Linked DNA regions of Homo sapiens: region 2 is linked to region 1. The links are chromatin contacts, found by Hi-C or POLR2A ChIA-PET in ENCODE. All regions are on one chromosome and are shown on one strand. The core of a region is the stretch at or near the end of the contact, and the rest is flanking DNA. Distances in the headings are between cores, read along the strand shown. Region 1 holds the start of CTNND1 (catenin delta 1). Region 2 holds the start of RTN4RL2 (reticulon 4 receptor like 2).

Region 1 (3,968 bases), core at 1,057-3,556:
GCTCAGGTGATCCGCCTGCCTCGGCCTCCTAAAGTGCCAGGATTACAGGCTTAAACTACGGTGCCTGGCCCAAAGAACTTTTTGTGTATTTTAATTCCCACAACAGTCTTGTGAGAGAGATATAGTTATCTCCATTTTATAGTTAAGGAAACTGAGGTTCAGATTATTTAATTTGGGTCAAGGTCACATAATAGTACATATATTTGAGTAAGTGTACTTACTTACAGAGGTGGAGTTTGAAGCTAGGCAGTTTGTGAAAACCTATACTCTTAAAGTTTCATATTTCTTTCTTTTTTTTTTTTGAGACGGAGTTTTGCTTTGTCACCTACACTAGAGTGCAATGGCATGATCTCGGCTCACTGCAACCTCCACTTCCTGGGTTCAAGCGATTCTCCTGCCTCAGCCTCCCGAGTAGTTGGGATTACAGGCACCCACCACCATACTCGGCTAATTTTTGTATTTTTCGTAGAGACGGGGTTTCGCCATGTTGGGTCAGGCTGGTCTCGAACTTTTGACCTCAGGTGATCCACCCACCTCGGCCTCCCAAAGCTCTGGGATTACAGGTGTGAGCCACTGTGCCCAGCCAAGGTTTCGTATTTCTATTCTAGATTTTGATAACTTGATGAAGACTCATTTGGCAGCAGTCTATAGGGTAAGTTTTAGATTAGTAAGAAAGAAGAAGGAAATCTTTGATTCATCATTGTCTTTGTTTTAGTAATCAGGGAATAACCATAAAATGCTAATCTTTGTCAAGCATGTTAAAAAAAAAATCCAGCCTCTGTCCATCATGGTCTAACAGTTTAAAAATATGTCCTAACTCAGAAAAATAATACCCCAATAATCCTTTATTTAGGTCAAATGTAAAAAGAGAATGTATAAGCTAGATCATCTTAAGCTTGAAGTTCACAAAGAAATAAAATGTTCTTTTTTTTTTTTTTGAGACAGGAGTTTCGCTCTTGTTGCCCAGGCTGTAGTGCAATGGCACAATCTCAGCTCACCGCAACCTCTGCCTCCCCGGTTCAAGCAATTCTCCTGCCTCAGCTTTCCGAGTAGCTGGGATTACAGGCATGCACCACCACGCCCAGCTAATTTTGTATTTTTAGTAGAGACAGGGTTTCTCCATGTTGATCAGGCTGGTCTCGAACTCCTGACCTCAGGTGATCCGCCCACCTTGGCCTCCCAAAGTGCTGGGATTACAGGCGTGAGCCACCGCGCCCGGCATAAAATGTTCTTGACATGAGATTTACTTTCTTTACCTATGCTGTTATTCCCTCTAAATATATTGCTTGTTTATTGGATTTCATTTCCTCTTTCCAACAAACCCACATTATTTTGATTTGGGGACAAATTGGGAAGACAGTGATTTTCTTTAACAGCCCAGTGGATTCTGCTTCCTTCTAATTCAAAGTATGGAGATTAAAACTGTTAACAAGTCTAGGCATTAAAAAAAAAAATAGCTCTAGATGGGGCGTGGTGGCTCACGCCTGTAATCCCAGCACTTTGGGAGGCCGAGGCGGGTGGATCACCTGAGGTCAGGAGTTCGAGACCAGCCTGACCAACATAGAGAAACCCCGTCTCTACTAAAAATACAAAATTAGCTGGGCATGGTGGCACATGCCTGTAATCCCAGCTACTCGGGAGGCTGAGGCAGGAGAATCGCTTGAACCTGGGAGGCGGATGTTGCGGTGAGCTGAGATCGCACCATTGTACTCCAGCCTGGGCTCGAAACTCCATCTCAAAAAAAAAAAAAAAAAATAGCTCTAATGCAATTAATCCAAAACAGTGAAACTGAGTTTACCTCAGATATCCCCTACCATCCCAGTCAACATATAGTAGTCCTGTTTTTAGGATTTCTCTCTCCTTTCTTTCCCGTCTTCCTTTAGGGAAATGCTTTGGGGTAGGAAGCAACAAACCAAACAGCAGCAGGCAAGTAAAATCAGCTCTTTTCTATTTCCCCACTGGGATAGTACAGAAGAGGGAGCAAGAACTCATCATCAAAGAGAACTGAGACTTAGGCGTACCATTCTAAAAAGCCCTTGTTCCTTGTCTCCCTTGCCTCTTCCGCCCCCCTCAGCTCTGCAGTAATTCCTCAGAGATTGTACAGTCTCTCCACTTTAAATATAAATATATAAATATAAATATATATATGTATAAACTTCCCCCTGTCTTTCTCTCCTCTCTTTTTTTTAATTTTCTATAATAAAGTTTCCTATTGGATAAGGTCAGCTCCCTGATTTATGCCTGGTTCCTATTGGAAGCTCACAGGGGCTGACATCACTTAGGAAAGCGAAGGGGGTAGGGCTGCCAGATCAGTTTGTCACCACCCAGGCTCCCTTGCCTTTGGCTGGGTGCAACTTCCATTTTAGGTGTTGGATCTGAGGGGGAAAAAAAAGAGAGAGGGAGAGAGAGAGAAAGAAGAGCAGGAAAGATCCCGAAAGGAGGAAGAGGTGGCGAAAAATCAACTGCCCTGCTGGATTTGTCTTTCTCAGCACCTTGGCGAAGCCTTGGGTTTCTTTCTTAAAGGACTGATTTTTAGAACTCCACATTTGAGGTGTGTGGCTTTTGAAGAAAATGTATGTACTGACGGGAAAAGGAGGATAAGCAAGTCGAATTTTTGTCTTACGGTAACCGGAGGGAATTAAAAAACGGGAGAGTCTGTTATGCTGATGAGTAACTTTTAAGCAATTATTTTTCTTTTCTACTTTCAGTACTTTGGCGGGGGAGATTTTGGTATTTTATTATATTTAAAAAGGTAAAATATACAAGACCTAGAAACAAACTTCTAGGTCTCTTTAATACAGGAAGCTGAATAGATCCAGAGGGGTAAGAGCAGGTTTGAAAATTTACATTTTGGTGTGTTCTTTGATTTTATTTATTTATTTTTCTGGATTAAGCTAACATATTTCTGTTTTCAGAGCCCAAATCAAAAGTTGGTTTTTTGGCATGTTGCATGTGGGTTGGGAAAGAAATTTGTCCGTGTCGGAACCCAGTTATACCGATGGTTCTTCATATGTTTAAAACTTTTTTTTTCTTTTATCATTGGATTTGTGGAAGTGGAAAGTTGCAGGGAGCTTTGCAGTGTAAATGGTATTGTTTTTCCCCCAGAGAGTTTGAACGGCCCGTATCGGTTTCAGCCCTGCTGTTCCTGGGTGGATCCCTCTTACTTTTCCAGGTGCGGTGGGTGGGAGCCTCATTCTCCTGCTAGATGTAGTCTCCCTTCTTTGGCTTATAAAAGAAAACAAATGGAACCATGTTAACTGAATTGCCATCTCCTTCTTCCTTCTAAACTACCTTTGATAGCAAAGATTTGTGGAGGTGTTTGTTAAATCTGCAAATACGATAACGTTTGGTTTATGTGTTTAAAGGGATAAGGAAATTCTAATCATGCTTTTTATTTCACCTGAGTAAAGTGGCAACATACCTGAAAATATTTTCAGCTTTTTGCACTCTGAAAGGGCCAAGGGTGGAATAAAATTAGGTTTAGAAAAACCATTTATACAAAGTTTAGTGTTTAAAATACATTTCAGAAAACAAGGGAGATTTTTATTTTTAAACCAACCTGAAAGTTGTTTTTTGGAGTTGAATTTATTGTTTAGTTAATTTACCATGAAATCTGAAATCTCTTAGAGCTGAAGGCCCATGACTGTGCTTTCATATCTTATATTTAATCTTAAGATTTGTTTTGTTTTTGCAAATACATTCTTGCAAAAGTACGGATTCTAGATAATTATATAGCCAACTCATCAGTAGCTGAAAAACTAGGGTATTCTCTTCTCTTTTTGAAAATGTGAATCCGCCTGAAAATTATAGATGCTGTCCTAATTGTAACAAGATGGGCTTTAGTGTGTAAGCTGCTCATTAGCTTTAAACTGGTATGGATCTTTAATAATCTGATTTCGTTCTCCCCTCACCCCCCTGCCACAAATTTTTTTAAGACTAGACTTCCTTGAATTTCTTTTCTAGAATGA
Region 2 (3,967 bases), core at 928-3,427, 300 kb before region 1:
CTGCCTTGGGGGCCCGGGGTCCCCTCCCACCCCTCCCCGAAGAGCGCGGGCCCCGGGAACCGATGACAGCACACCTGAGTCAGCCCGCCGCCCACCCGCCCCTCAGCGTCTGTCTCCGCATCTTGTGATATTTCGCTCCCCGGGAGCCAGCCCCACTGCGCTCCGGAGGCAGCTCGGCAAACAAACCCAGCGACAGATTGTGCCGCGGCTCATTCCGGGGAAGGACGCCAAACCCCACCCTGCTACCCCCAACACTCCCTCCCCGCCGCCGCCTCCAGGCCCTCCCCCCAGGCGCAGGCCCTAGTCGGGGTGGGTCCTGGGGAAACGCAGGGTCCTGTCCTGCCTCCTGGAAATAGGGGGAGCCCTGGGTGAGGGAAGACGGGAGCCCCAGAGACTTTTCTTTCTGTTTCTACCTGATCCGAAAACGAGAGGGGCGGGAAAGGAAATTTAGGGGCACAGAGAGGAGCTGGGGGGCCGAGAAGGTCCGAAAATGGAACCAGCAGGGGGCACCCGAGAGCCGAGGTGCCCACGGGCCGGGAGCCTGGGAATGAAACTGGGGAAGAGGGGGAGAGAAAGGGAGGCAGAGACACCGAGACACACAGAGACGAGAGACAGAGACGCAGGGAGCCCCGCGGGGAGGAGGAGAGAGACGAAGACACAGAGAGACAGTGAGAAAGACAGAAGACCGGGCAGGGAAACAGACGAGTAGAGACAGAAAAGGTCCGAGAGAGAGTGAGGGAGGGAGGGAACAGAGAGACAGAGACCACGAAATATGAGTAAGAGTCGGGGGAGAAAACCAGAGAAATCGAATGAGAACGCGAGAAGAACGAGAGACCGTGGAGGGAGCAGAGAATGAATGGGAAGAATAAGACCAACATTTATCAAGAGCCGACTGTATGCCAGGCACTGCATTGGACCCTGGCACGGATAGGAAAGGAGGAGCCGCGGCGCGGGCAGCGGGGCGAGGGGCTTCTGTGCTCGCGGGAGCGGCAGCCCAGGGGGCTCAGCAGCCCCGGCACCGCCGCACCTGAGGCTCCAGCAGCCCCAACCCCGCCAGCGCTGCCTGGCCACCGTACCCGAAGCGGCTCCCCCGAGGGCCCCGAGCCTATCCTACGCCGGGGCGGCTCCGCGGACGCGCCGGGCCGAGTCAAGACCTGGGTCAACCGCCCTGCAGCCTTTGTAGGGAAGTGCCTAGGTGATGGGTCTGCTGATACCGCCTGTGACCAGGCCATGAAGGGCCAGAGGGGCTCCAGTGAGACCATAATCCGCCCCTCTTTAAAAGGGGGTAGAGGAAGTTCACGCGAAGCCAACAGTCTTCTCCCCAGCTTTGGGTCCTCTCCTGCACCCCCGCGGGAGATAAGGTCTCCCCTCCCGGACACATCATACATACACAAAAAAACGCACACACTCGCACGCGCGCCCATCTCGCACCCGCTTGTAAATGCACTAAGGGGCATACACACACCGGGCACATATTTCTTTCCACCCATCCCCAAGATCGCAAGCGCAAAACCTCGCACAGCCTCACGTTTCCCACCAGCTCAGACATGCACGCTGGCGGACTTTCAGCGGCTCACCCGTGTGCACACTCACGTGCCCCCCCCCCCGCTTCCCCAAGCCCGTACAAAGGGTAACGGGCAAGCATCCTGAGTCACACCTGCACAAGCATCCTTGCGCGCACGTGCACGCTCATATGCACTCGATCTTGCACGCACAAACTCTTGCATATACTATTCTTATAGTCGCACACTGGGCTTGAGGTCTGGGAGTGGAAGGAAAAGTGGAATCTTGGAGCTGTCCCAGGGGACAGAAATGCTGGAGGCTGGGACACTGGCGCGAGGGACGCGGCTGGGGGCGGGGGAGGGGGTGACCCAGAAGCTCATCTTCTCCTGGAAAGTTGGGAGGGGGGAACAGGACAAGTCCACGGCGTTCCTCTAAACTACCGCATTCCCCCAAGAAGGGATTTCTCTAGAAGAGTGGCGCCGCGAGGACGATCGAACACAGTCCTCCGGGTCGCTTAAGCGGGGGGGAGGGGGGCGGGGTGGAGGGGGTTAGAAAGCCGCTCCCGCCTCCTAGTGGTCGAGAAAGGGTTAAGTCGGCAAGCCAGCAAACGAGGGAGGAGCCAGCGAGTGCGGGAAGGAGTGGGGGTGGTTGGGAAGAGCTTCCTCGCTGTCCCCACTCTCCCTCGGCTAGCAGCCTGGGCACACGGACAGACGGACTGACGGACTCTCGAGCGGACAGCGCAGCTAGCGGGGCGCGGGCGCTGGGCGTCGACGGCCAGCCCCAGCCTTCCCCGCCCCGTCGCGCCCCGCCCCGTCCCGTCGGGGCCGATGGCTCCTCCCGAGGCCCGCAGCCCGGGCGGCGCAGGGTAGAGCGCCGCGGCCCGGCCACGCAGCCCGGGGACTCCCGGGCCCTCCCGGAGCCCCGCGGGGTCCCCGCCGTGCATCCGGCGGGCTCAGGGAGCGAGTGGGAGCGCCCTCCCCCCGCTGCCCCCTCCCCCGAGCATCGAGACAAGATGCTGCCCGGGCTCAGGCGCCTGCTGCAAGGTAAGAACGCCAGCGGCGGGAGAGCGGAGGGCATCCTGGGGAGAGAAGCAGGGCGTCCCCTCTTTCAGGGATTGAGGGTGGGGCAGTTGGGGAGGTGGGGTAACCTGGGGAAGGGGAAAAGCTCAGCGCTGGGGCCGCGCCCCCGCCGCCAGGGCTGTTCTCAGCAGGAGGGCACTTGGCTGGGAGCCCGCGGGCGCGTGCGAGGAGCTCGTGACCGAGGTGGGACGCAGGGGGCAGGTGGACCCGGCCCGGAGCGGGGAGGGAGGCTCAGGTTCCGCTGTCCCCGCTCCACCTGCTCCGGGGGACGCTGAGGACTCGGGCCGGCTGGGGAAGCGCCGACTCAGCAACTCCTCCTGCCCGGTGCCTCAGCACTTTCTGGCCACCTGGGAAGACAGGAGATGTGGGTAGGGGGCTGTCTGGGGAGGTAGGAGGCGCAGAGGGAAATCCAAGTGGCCCTCTCTGGTAGGAGAGATGGAGGGCGCTAGAAAGAGGATAGTTCTACTGATTGAGTGACAGATAAGGGTGTGGGCCAGAGACTGGGGGTGGGGTGGGGAGGGGTCAGGGGGAGAGGGATAGGAAGGAGAACTCAAAGATGGAGAAAGTGGTGAGGGAAGCTCAAAGGAGGAGGGAGATGGAGCGGGGGAGGGGGAGAAGGAATAAAGGTTAGATGGGAAAAGCGTGGAGGGAAGTGGGACCCAGGTGAAGACCAAGGAAGAGGGAAGGAGAGGAAAGACCAGATCAGGGGAGGGATGGGAAGAAGACTATGGACAGGGACCCAGAATCCTGGGATGGAGGTAGCGGGAAAGAGAATCAGGACTGGGACCCTGGGGACTGGAATGGAAAAGGAGAATGGAAAGATCAGAAACCAGAGAAGGATGGGGATGGTGACTAGAGAAGGGGTATCAGGAACCGGCGAAGAGGGTTGGAGACAGGGAACCATGGATGGGAGAGGGGCTGGAGAGGAGGGAAGAGGAGGAGGAAGAGAAAGGCTGAGAGAGAGGGACTGGGGATTGGGGGTGCTGCCCAGGGATGAGACAAAGAGGCTTCTGGTAACCACTTCCACGTGGGAAGCCCTCCATTCCCAAAGCGCCTGCCTGCCACATTTCTTCTCTCAGGGAGTGGCTGGTGGGCCAGATGGGGGGTGCTTTGAGCTCAGGGCCCTGGGGGTGGCTGTGAGGGACAGAGGGTGAGGACTTTGGAAGGGGAGTGACAGCCTCCGAGGGTGGGCAAACAGGCTGGCTCCTGTGCTGCCATTTATTTATCCGGCCTGGACGTTGGATTCTGCAGCCGCTGCCGCCACCACGGTGGCTGCTTATTTTGGGGTGTTACATTCTGGCAGAGTGAGAAGCTGTTTGCAGCAGCTCTAAACCTCCGTCACCCGCGTCAGTGCCTCCCCAGGCCCCTGCGTCACTGGCATCACC

The links. Hi-C counts contacts between places; a loop is a spot of excess contacts on that map. ChIA-PET counts read pairs that join two places held with the same protein, here RNA polymerase II (POLR2A). Pooled maps may share reads with other maps.
Region 2: a loop to region 1 is called in a pooled map, with 2.8 times the contacts of the local background. The contact joins the promoter of RTN4RL2 here to the promoter of CTNND1 in region 1. A Hi-C loop is called at or near these places in 1 of 50 pooled maps. POLR2A ChIA-PET finds 5 or more read pairs at or near these places in 6 of 52 experiments (BJ, HepG2, WTC11 and 2 more).

Annotation. Positions count from the first base shown.
Region 1 is chr11:57,759,496-57,763,463 of GRCh38, forward strand. CTNND1 (catenin delta 1) reads left to right here and starts at 2,307. Exons shown (of 21, transcript NM_001085458.2): 1 at 2,307-2,624. All of the region lies in intron 2 of TMX2-CTNND1 (TMX2-CTNND1 readthrough (NMD candidate)), which reads left to right.
Region 2 is chr11:57,458,351-57,462,317 of GRCh38, forward strand. It overlaps RTN4RL2 (reticulon 4 receptor like 2), which reads left to right and starts at 2,178. Exons shown (of 3, transcript NM_178570.3): 1 at 2,178-2,546. The coding sequence starts at 2,516. RefSeq lists silencers at 1,026-1,085, 2,185-2,454 and an enhancer at 3,890-3,967.